Linked DNA regions of Homo sapiens: region 2 is linked to region 1. A link is an interaction called in ENCODE POLR2A ChIA-PET data of the cell type or tissue named here. Cell type or tissue: A673. All regions are shown on one strand. Links, peaks and the distances in the headings refer to the core of each region. The heading gives the core; the rest is flanking DNA.

What was found. Peaks named below come from ENCODE experiments on the same cell type or tissue, not always from the same donor. Only the 100,000 strongest peaks of a DNase experiment are listed, where the experiment ranks them.
Region 2: POLR2A ChIA-PET joins it to region 1 with 5 read pairs; 4 of 35 experiments call an interaction of 5 or more read pairs at or near these places.

The regions. Positions count from the first base shown.
Region 1 is chr4:159,160,148-159,165,540 of GRCh38, forward strand. All of the region lies in intron 1 of RAPGEF2 (Rap guanine nucleotide exchange factor 2), which reads left to right. Among named protein-coding and RNA genes, the nearest start is that of MIR3688-1, 34 kb to the left of the region's middle. In A673, for the core only: no CTCF peak of the experiment used is centred there; a DNase peak (open chromatin) is centred at 5,014.
Region 2 is chr4:158,911,659-158,917,051 of GRCh38, forward strand. It overlaps SPMIP2 (sperm microtubule inner protein 2), which reads right to left. Exons shown (of 5, transcript NM_152543.3): 4 at 3,512-3,701. Among named protein-coding and RNA genes, the nearest start is that of SPMIP2, 120 kb to the right of the region's middle. In A673, for the core only: no CTCF peak of the experiment used is centred there; a DNase peak (open chromatin) is centred at 2,773.

The DNA.
Region 1 (5,393 bases), core at 175-5,174:
GACACATGTCTATTCACATTTAAAATTGTAGTTATTTTATGAAATGTACCTTTTACTGATTCCCATTCTTTCCTATCAACAACTGATAGTTGTGCTTTTATATAAAATGTTAATAATATCTGATACTTACAGAAAGCCAGGCACTGTGCTTTATATTTTGCCTGTTTTATCTTACTTAATTCTCTCCCAACCCAGTGAAGAACATGTTTTCTCACATTATACAGATGAGGACAGTTGATATACTTTGCCTAAGGTCATACATTACACAGTAAATGCTAGAACTGAAGCTTCAAACCCATCTGTTTCTGATTTTAAATCCTCACTCATGTAACATGGATATTGTTGGCAGTGTTGGGACTATGGCTAGAAAGTGTTTGTTTCACTTATTTCAATAGCAAACTTCAGTAGCAATTTGAAGAAAGTCAACTTCAAACTAACTGCATTGCCTGCGCACAGAGCTTAGACCAGAGTTAGGTATGTATCTTTAACATGATATTCAGTATATCTTTTTCTGTATGTAGCAAACTATATGGATGAAGATCTGTTACTTTGTGCCTTAAAATAACGACTCCAAAAGGAAGTGGATTTGATTTAAGTGAATTTGTAGTGCATGCTCTATTCACCTATTCCTGTACATCATTTTTTTTTCTCTTCCACAATGAAATTTTTTGAGTACGATGTAGGAAATCATCTTAAAGTGGAGTGTACTTACCCACATCAGGGTTTAAAAGGTAAAATTTCTTCTATAGCTTTGTCTATATTACATTTTTACCCTTCCATTTGAAACTAATTAGAAATATTAGTGATCAAGTATCCGAACCTAATTAGAAATTAAAGTTTTTTTTAATCATAGGTTTTGAATTCATAGCTTAAAAAAATGCTTCTGATTGAAGATAAGATGGGAATTTACATGGGATAAAAGAAAAAAGTACCTTAAATGAGGACATTCCCATGTATGATTAAAAAAACATTCTGGATGTAAACATTAAAAACGGATTTCTGTGTGTCATCCTAAAGATTTTGAGATTCATGTATTAATTTGTTTTCAGAAATTAAAGGGATTACAATTGTTAGTAAAATTGAACTTCGTAATAATATTTTCTCTGGTATTAGTTTCAGAAAGCCAGTGATTAGAAGAGATGTTAACTGTGTTTGGAGGTAGTTTCTTTATGAATAGTTAAAATTGTATTTTCAAAAATTTGTATCATAAACAATATGTAGTTTCCCTGTAGGTTTTCTTTTTGCGAAGTGTTACTTAATTGAAGAAATAATTTAGGCTGGGCACCGTGGTTTATGCCTGTAATCCCAGCACTTTGGGAGGCCAAGGCAGGTGGATTGCCGAGCCCAGGAGTTTGAGACTAGCCTGAGCAACATGGTGAAACCCTGTTTCTACCAAAAATACAAAAATTAGCCAGGTGTGGTGACACTTGCCTGTAGTCCCAGCTACTCAGGGGGCTGAGGCAGGAGGATCGATTGAGCCTGTGAGCCCAAGAGGTCAAGGCTGCAATGAGCCATGATCACGCCACTGCACTCCAGCCTGGGTGACAGAGCAAGGTCCTGTCTCAAAAATAAAAATAAAAAAAATTTAGATTGTGATGGCAGTTATGATAGTTAATCACAGCCAAACATAATTGCTTATCTTCATACATATTAAATTTGATTCCTTGTGTGATCAGGTTTGATGCATAAACCAAGGATGGTGATACCTTTCAAGAATCTAACTGGTGCTTAATAGAGGAAGTTAAGACTTTTAAAAAGTGAGCTATAGTAATTTAGATTATCTTCCAAATCTATTCTAAACTTTTATAGTCTTTTAAAGCATGCATCATAACGTTCTGGAGAGAAAAATCTGCAGAATGCAGCATGCAAACAGCTGTAAAGTAAACCGTAAATTTTGTTCATTTATATGTTGTCTCTAACATATTTTTAAGTGTTTGTTAAAAATCTGGAATCTTTGCTGGGTGTGGTAGGTCGTGCTTGTAATCCCAGCACTTTGGGAGGCTGAGGTGGGATGATTGCTTAAAGCCAAGAGTTTAATACTCGCCTGAGCAATATAGTGAGACTGTGTTTCTTCAAAAAAAAAAAAAAAAAAAATAGCTGGATGTGGTAGCGTGTACTTGTAGTCCCAAGTAGCTGGGACTACAAGTACAAGGCAAGAGGATTGTTTGAGCCCAGGAGTTTGGGGGTTACAGTGAGCTATGATAACACTGCACTCCAGCCTGGATGACAGAGTGAGATACTGTCTCTTAAAAAAAAAAAAAAAGGTCTGGGAATCTTTATATTGAAAAAATTAATTATTATAATTGTTCTTAGAAAATAATTTTCAACCACCTGGGAAGCATATTCGTAAATCTTTACACTTAAAATTCAGGTTTGTTGTATATATTAATGAACCTGGATTGTAGAACCTACTTAAATCCTGCCTACATCTGCACAGTGTCTGCCAGCTATCAAAATAGAACCTAAGGGTTTTGCTGGTGTTCTCTCATTTAATGAGGTACCAGGTAACAAAAAGAAGATTCTAGATTATAGCCCTCAGCCACCCTGTGCATTGAGTTTTCAAATGGAATTGATTCTCAGGTTATAAGTAACTTGTCCACAGTTAAAAACCATGCAAGTTGCAGAGGTGTAGATTTTATCTCAGCCTGGCTCCAGAGATCAGTCTGTTACCCACAGTGCCAGCATGCAAGGTATATTAAAGTACACATTTTAAGTTGTCTCTTTTATTGTTCCTTGTAATTTTTTTTTCCGTAAGATTACCCAGGGAGGAAGAAATAGATGAAATACCAGAGAGGTTAGGCAGTGGACTATAATCTAGAATCTTCTTTTTGTTACCTGGTACCTCCTCACTCCGAAACACCTGTTCCAAAAAGGAGTTAGTTATTTCTGATGATGACTGTGCACCACTTGCTGAGCTTTGTAAAGGGCTTAATTTTGTTTCTTTTTGTATCATACTATTCCAGAAAAGGTAGCTAGTAGGTATTTATCCTTACCAAAAGATGGGCATGCTTGAAGTAAATGGTTCAATTATAAGAGTGGGGTGGTTTTTCTTATTCCAATAATTTTATACATTATTATTTTACCTATTTTACAGATTTGTAAAATGTGGCAATTGTGACAGAATTTTTTCCCTCCAGAACCCCCAATAATATCCTGTTAGTGCCTCACATAATGAGAGATGATCATGGAGACATTTTATTGTGAGGTATAAATGTTGAGTGTTGAATAAGCACTTTGTCTTGATGGAGAATTACTTTGCTTTTCTGGGGTGGTAAAAATGGTTGTTTATACTGATAGAATAAAGCAAATAAGAAAGTTTATAAAAGCTCAGTGAAAATTCAAGAGCACTCTAAATATAAGCTTATATTTCTCGTATCATGTGTTGTACAAAATTTAGGCTTATGTGCAAAAATAAAAGATCTGATTAAAATGTTTACTTAAATGCATAAATGAATACAGTGGAACTGTCTAAGACATGTCAAGAAAATTTGGTGTTAATCTATTTAAATTTTTTGGTAAGCATAAAAATCACTTTTTCTAGTGTACTGGAAGAAAAGTTATTTACTGACTCAGCACATTTTAATTGAGTCCTTACTGTGTGCTAGAGACTGTATAGTTTTAAAAAATGCCAAGAAGGGGTTACTGAAAGATGAAAGGATCTGAAAAACAAAGGGATTATTACATCAGTAAAAATCACATCAGGGGTCTGTCTAGATGAGTGTGAAGAAATTATAGTACATGGATAAAATGAGCAAACTTAGGTTGTATCTCACATATCAGGGCTACTTGTGAGGTTTCATAAAATATGACTTCAAAGTTTGTTGGGTAGATAATGATAACATGTATCAGTAGTACTGGTAGTTTTTTTTTTTTTTGAGACGGAGTCTCGCCGTGTCCCCCAGGCTGGAGTGCAGTGGCGCAATCTCAGCTCACTGCAAGCTCCACCTCCTGGGTTCACGCCATTCTCCTGCCTCAGCCTCCTGAGTAGCTGGGACTACAGGCGCCCACCACCACACCCAGCTAATTTTTTGTATTTTTAGTAGAGGCGGGGTTTCACCGTGTTAGCCAGGATGGTCTCGATGTCCTGACCTTGTGATCCGCCCGCCTCAGCCTCCCAAAGTGCTGGGATTACAGGCGTGAGCCACTGCACCCGGCTGTTTTTTTTTTTTTTTCCTTCTTCTTCTTTATTAAACGGGAGAGACAGGAAGGAGAAGGGGAGAGAATATAAGAACAAATTTGAATGAATGAGAGGAGTGAAAACGAAAATATCTGTATTTTGGATTTGAAAATTCTACTGTAGCAGATAATAATAACCTGGCTTATTATGGAGTTAGTGTATGTGTGTAGCAGTTTGAAAACTGTCTTTGATATCTTTCCTTTTGGTGATTATTAGATATAAATTATCTACATGTGAAATTTCATGGAAATTAGAGATAATATAGAATATTCAGCACAGTGTCTGGCATATAATAGGTAGTTATTGTTGATAAATCATTTATATGAATACATTCATATAATGTGGGTGGTACAGTACAATGCAATGGTTTAAATAATGGCTTGAAACAGTAAGCTTGAAACTGATATTTTGGTTTGATAGTTTATATTACTAAGCTGTTGAGATGTGACGTCGCTACAAAAATAATAAATTTAGCCCAATATCAAAATAGTAAAACTGACTGCTAGGATCATAAAAATTTAGCTTTCCAGCGTATTTTGTGACTTAGTTCAGTTTGCTATTTTTGTTTTAAGAAAAATGAAGTTCAAAATATTGCAAGCACACAGGATGGTATAAAATACAGCAGTGTATTCCTGCTGAAAATCTTTAACATACTGTTGAAAATCTTTAGTAGAGGAATATATTCTGCACATTTAAAAAAATCTCACACAAAGAGCCTTCTATGTTTCTTAAAGAATTTTTTTTTTCTTTTTTGGGGAAGGGGAAAAGGTCTGTAGGATAAGCTTATTTAATATGACATCAGTTGAATAAAGCCAGCTGTGAGTAATTATCTCCGATATTTGATTTCCAGCTGTTTTGTTGAACTGTTATGGGCTCTCAAGGTATTTGGATATTAATTAAATGATGACTCATTACAAAGGAGTCTTGTTTTAAATACTACTTTATAAAATAGAACATTAAAATAGACCAACTGGTACAAAGTTTTAATCTTTTCTGGAGTAACTATTTTTTCCTACCTGGTTCATTTTCATGTTTATTTTAAAGTCAATACATTTTTAACTTGGAGGAAATCATTCAGATCGGATATGTTTTGGTAATTATTTTATATAATTGTATGTATATCTATATATCTCTATCTGTATACATAAATATAATTAAATGTGTCTTCTCTTTGCCTAAAGGTTTTTGAAGTCAGGTTATCATTAGTGAATAATTC
Region 2 (5,393 bases), core at 173-5,172, 250 kb before region 1:
ACTGCATTTCCTGGGAGCTTGACAGAAATGCAAAATCTCAAACCCCATTTCAGACCTACTGAATCATAATCTGCATCTTAACAGGATCCCCAAGTGATTTGCATGACCTTTAAAATTTGAGAATACTGCTCTCAAACTCGAGTGGATGAGGAAAAGAATGTATCAGTCACTGAGACTGAAGTCTGTGTATTGGAATGAAGGGGGACAATGAGAACATTTGCCAGCAAAGAAATGAAATAGAAATAAATTATGTTAAAAGTGTCTATCATATGCACATAAATTATACAATGCATATGATATATGCATTGTATGAAGGAAAAAAACTACCAGAAATCCAGAAGGGGAAAATAATGAATGTATTATTGTATGAAGGAAATGTATAATAATAAATAATGAATGTATTATTGTATGAAGGAAAAAAACAACCAGAAATCCAGAAGGGGAAAATAATGAATGGAATAGAAGATAGAACTTAAGAGACATTTTGTGATTTAAAAAGAGAGATTAGGGCATTATAGAAGAAGTGGTTTAGAGACTTGCTCAATGGATTTCCAAAAGTATTTTTAAGAGCATTTTTGGGTAAATGTATATAAGAATGATACATACTGTTAAATCTCATAAATTGTACTTTTTAGAAACATTGTAATTAAGCTCTCTAACCTTAAGTTTATACATGGAAAACCAAACTCAAAGCATGGATATAAAATATTCCCATTTTCAACCATCTATTTTGATGGGAAAGTTTATGATACTGTCTATAGGTTTAAGCTTTTAAAATTTCCCCCAAGTCACCCAGTAACACAGACAAATTTCTACTTAAGAGACTTTCAGTGCCTGGTTCTGATTCTTGTCGTGTAAGAATGGAAAATGTGTTGGCATCTCAAGTAAGAATAGTAATGATAGCCACTCACTGGGGGCTATGTGTGAGGCACTGCGTTGGAGGCTTTTCACATGTGGTATTCATTATTTGCTTTCAAATATGTAAGAACATTTGTTCCAATTTATTTTCCCTAAAGAGGATTCATGTAAAAGAGAGGGGTGTTGAGTATTTATTGAAGCATCCACACAAATTCTGCAGGACAGTCCAAAAAATGGATTTGTGGGACAAGTATCTAAAGTAACTCTGGAAATTTAGAAGAAAGCCTCATTGATAAAAAGATAAATTATTTTGAATGATTCAGTATTTTGTTTATTTCTGGAATGGAAGGGGTATGACCAAGTGCTCAACTACTCTCAGGAATAATGGGTTAAACCGACCTCAGGTGCCTCTTGATGTGATGCACTGAGCATGAGGCAACGTCACTTATCTGGGATTCCTGACAAAAACACGTAACCTGAACCCACTCGTGAGGAAACATCAGACAAGCCCATACTGAAAGATTCAGAACTGGCCTGGATTCCTCAAAAGTGTCCATGTTATAAAAGACCAGAGTGAGGAACTCCTCCACATTGAAGAGGACTAAAGAGACGTGATAACTCAATGTAATACATGGTCCTAGACTGAATCCTGGATCAGAATATTACAAAGGTCGTCAGTTAATACTTTTTGTTGTTGCTGTTGTTGTTGTTGTTGTTATTTTTTAAGACAGTCAGGCTCTCTGTCACGCAGGCTGGAGTGCAGTGATGCAATCATAGCTCACTGCAGACTTGCAGACCTGTGATCGAGCAAGCCTCCCACCTCAGCCTCCTGAGTAGCTGGGATTACAGGCATGCACCACCACCCCTGCCTAATTTTTTATATTTTTTGTAAAGATGGGGTCTCACTATGTTGCCCAGGCTGCTCTCAAACTTGGGCTCAAGTGATTCTCCCACCTCAGCCTCCCAAAGTGCTGGGTTTATAGGTGTGAAACACCACCATCTGCTATTTAGTAAAATTCGACTATGAACTTTAGATTAGATAATAATACTCTATCAATGTTAAATTTCCTGAATCTTATAAATTGTACTGTGTTTATGTGAGACAGCATCCTTGTTCTTAGGAAATACACCCTGAAATATTTAGGAGTAAAGGGTCTAGCCTGTAGACCATTTATTCCACAGGGTCTGTGCCTGTAGTCCTAGCTACTCAGGAGGCTGAGGTGGGAGGATTGTTTGAACCCAGGAGTTCAAGGCTGCGGTGCACTATGGTTGTGCCCATGAATAGCCAATGCACTCCAGCCTGGGCAACATAGTGAGACCCCCATATCTTAAAAAAAAAAAAAAAGACAAGAGAAGTTGGGGGGCATCATGTCTGCAACTTGCACTCAAATGGTGTAAGAGAGAGAGGAAGAAAGCGAACATAAAAGCAAATAAAATTAACAACAGATGGGGCTGGGGAAAGAGTATATCACGTTCTTAGAGCTGTTGTTACAACATGCTCTACAAATTTGAAATCAAAATAAGAAGTCTTTTAACAGATTTTTTAATGCAAAAAATATTTCAACTGGATTTGGCGAATGATAGAGGCGTTTGGGATAATTTAGTCTGTAATAGCTCTAATCTGACACAAAATTAGTTCAGTGACAGAAAGTAACTAATCCAAGCCCTCCTCCACACACACTGCAATAAATCATTTCACTTGGACCCATCTCAAAATTCAGACTACATTGAAATGTTAGATGTCGAACTGTTCCCTTTTTCAATACGAAGTATTCCTAAGGTCAGGATCTACTGAGGAGGACAGCTAAGTCTCCTGCCATCACAAAATGTCTCAAATAGACATAATGGCTTGCTGATGAATCAGATCTCTGGCAACAGAGGGTGAGTAATATTCTAGTGAATTGGCAAGATTCTCCAAAAGAGCAAGAAGTCTTTTTATGCGTAGGGAACAGGAGTCTCTGAATGGGCCTGAGCTATTCTATTCCTTTTTCTAGCATGGAAATCTGCTGTCAAACTCTATTGAAAAACTGGACGCCTGCAAAGTTCATTGTGCTGTGGGATTAGACAGAAAGCTATTATTGGCGTATGGTTTGTACACAGACCTCAGGAAATAGTTGTTGAATATATACTTCCACATTCTTTAATTCTCCTCCTAACTCTATAAAATATTCAAAACAGATACCAAAATCCCCATTTTACTTATAAAAACCCATACAGGGAAATTATGCAACTTGCCCAAGATTCCATAAATAGTTTAGGGGACAACCTAGAATTCAAACGGGTATAAGCTTACTCTGCTAACCAGTTTGTGAGGTTTTGAGTGGAGTTACAGATTTACCTCCATTTCACAAACGGTGCTTTCTCAGCTCTTGGAACTCACAGGGGTCGCCATTCTCTCAAGGTTAAACCTAGTGATAAGAAATTCTGAGGACACAACCTCTTGTTTTCTTTAACTATAAAAGGTGAATAATGCCCACTTACCCACTGAATAAACATCACTGTGGCAATCCAGTATAAATTACAAAATGCTTCGATAGGTTAAAAGAAGCTACAAAACTGATTATTAGTATTACTATGAGAAACCTGTCCCTGATTTATATGTTAAAGCAGCCTGACTTTTTCTATGACGATTTAGAAAAGCAAAACATCATACCTTTTCCTTTTTTGGTAGCTTCGGCAGCTTAGGTGGTTTGGAAGCTCTTGGCAATGATGACTTACACTGCCTAACAAGAATAGCCCATTTGGAATTTCTCTGATCAGTGTCCTCGAAAGCACTCATATGCCAGGCAAAAGAAGCGCGACTCTGTTTTCCTTGCATATCCAGGACATGAGGTTTTGGTTGCCTGGAATAGGAACAAATTGGTTCTGAAATGGAAAAGAGCTAGAAACAAGGCCACCAGTTTTCAGATAGTTGAGATTTGTCTGTTTTTCTAGTAATTTAAGGTGATTCTAGCCATGTGGCTTAGGAAAGCTGAAGACCTGACCCATCCTGGGAAGTTTCTGAACTCTCTCCACTCTACATCACTGGACTGCTAGAGATCCAAAGAACCACCCCCAAGATGGACACCTATCTATGAAGCTTGTTGACGAATGCACTACTGTCCTTTCAGAGCCAAGCATGGAAGATGCTGTGAAGTTGAAGGTGATATGCTAACACTGAGGCTTCATGAGACCCATGTGATCTCCTGAAGGACATGGCCTATCCATTTTGAGGTCTCATGGACATTCAGGAAAACACCAGCTTTTCTATTCCAAGCTCTGGCTTTGGACTGCATTTTAGAGGAAAGATCTAAGCTTCTTCCTCTTTCCCTGGTGAGATCCTTGGCTAAGTTCTAACAACCCTAAATTAGAACATTATCTCAGCCCTGCTTTTCCATTATAAAAGGCTGACTCTGGGGAACAGACAGAAACAGGATTGTAAGGGTAGGGATTTGCCAACTCATTTGGAAAGCTGTTGTTTCTTAGAGAGCCTCTTGGGACTTCTTATTCACCATCCTTCCACCTGGGCTGCAAGAGCCCCTTGGGGACTGCAAAGTTCTCTTTCTAGAATCTGAGTCTGTGGGTTCCCAAGGTCTTTGGACCATGATTTGTGGGAGATTTGCATCGCCCTTCACTCACTCAAGAATCTACAGGCTCTTTCTACATGGCTGGCACAGTACAAGGCACCGTGAGGACCAGCAGTAATAAGATAAAGCCCCTGTTGTCACAGAGCTTATATACCTGTGGGGGAGACAAAAAATAAACAGATAACTGAAATATTTGGGAAGTACTAGGAAAAAAAATTAAGGCAGATGAGTAGAAAATCTTGGGCATGCTATTTTCGTGAGGTTAGACAAGAGAGGACGAGGTAATGTTTGAGCAGAGATCTCAGTGAAGCAAGAGTGTGAGCCATTCTCCCAGCATACAGAGGTCAGGCAGTTCCTTCCTGCTCCTGAGAATCACAGAATCCCTGTGGTGGGAGGGAAGTGACCATGGCTGTCTCCAGCAGACCCTCCCCTGACATCCCATCATCCTAGAATAAAGTCTGAGCTCCTCAGCATAGCATGCAGGGAAGTTTGTTGTTGCTGTTTGGTTTTTGTCTGCTTTTGCTTTATGTATGTACATATGTATGTATGTATGTATGTATGTATGTATGTATGTTTGTAGAGATGGAGTCTCGCTCTGTCACCCAGGCTGGAGTGCAATGACACGATCTCTGCTCACTGCAACCACCACCTCCCAGGTTCAATCAATTCTCCTGCCTCATCCTCCCAAGTAGCTGGGATTACAGGTGTACACCACCACCTCCAGTAAATTTTTGTATTTTTAGTAGAGATAGGGTTTCACCATGTCGACCAAGCTGGTCTTGAACTCCTGACCTCAGGCCATCCTCCCACCTCAGCCTCCCAAAGTGCTGGGATTACAGGCATGAGTCACCACCCAGCCTGTCTGCTTTCTTTTTAAAAATGGTCCTGCTGGGCATGGTGGCTCATGCCTGTAATCCCAGCACTTTGGGAAGCTCAGGCAGGCAGAACACGAGGTCAGGGGATCAAGAC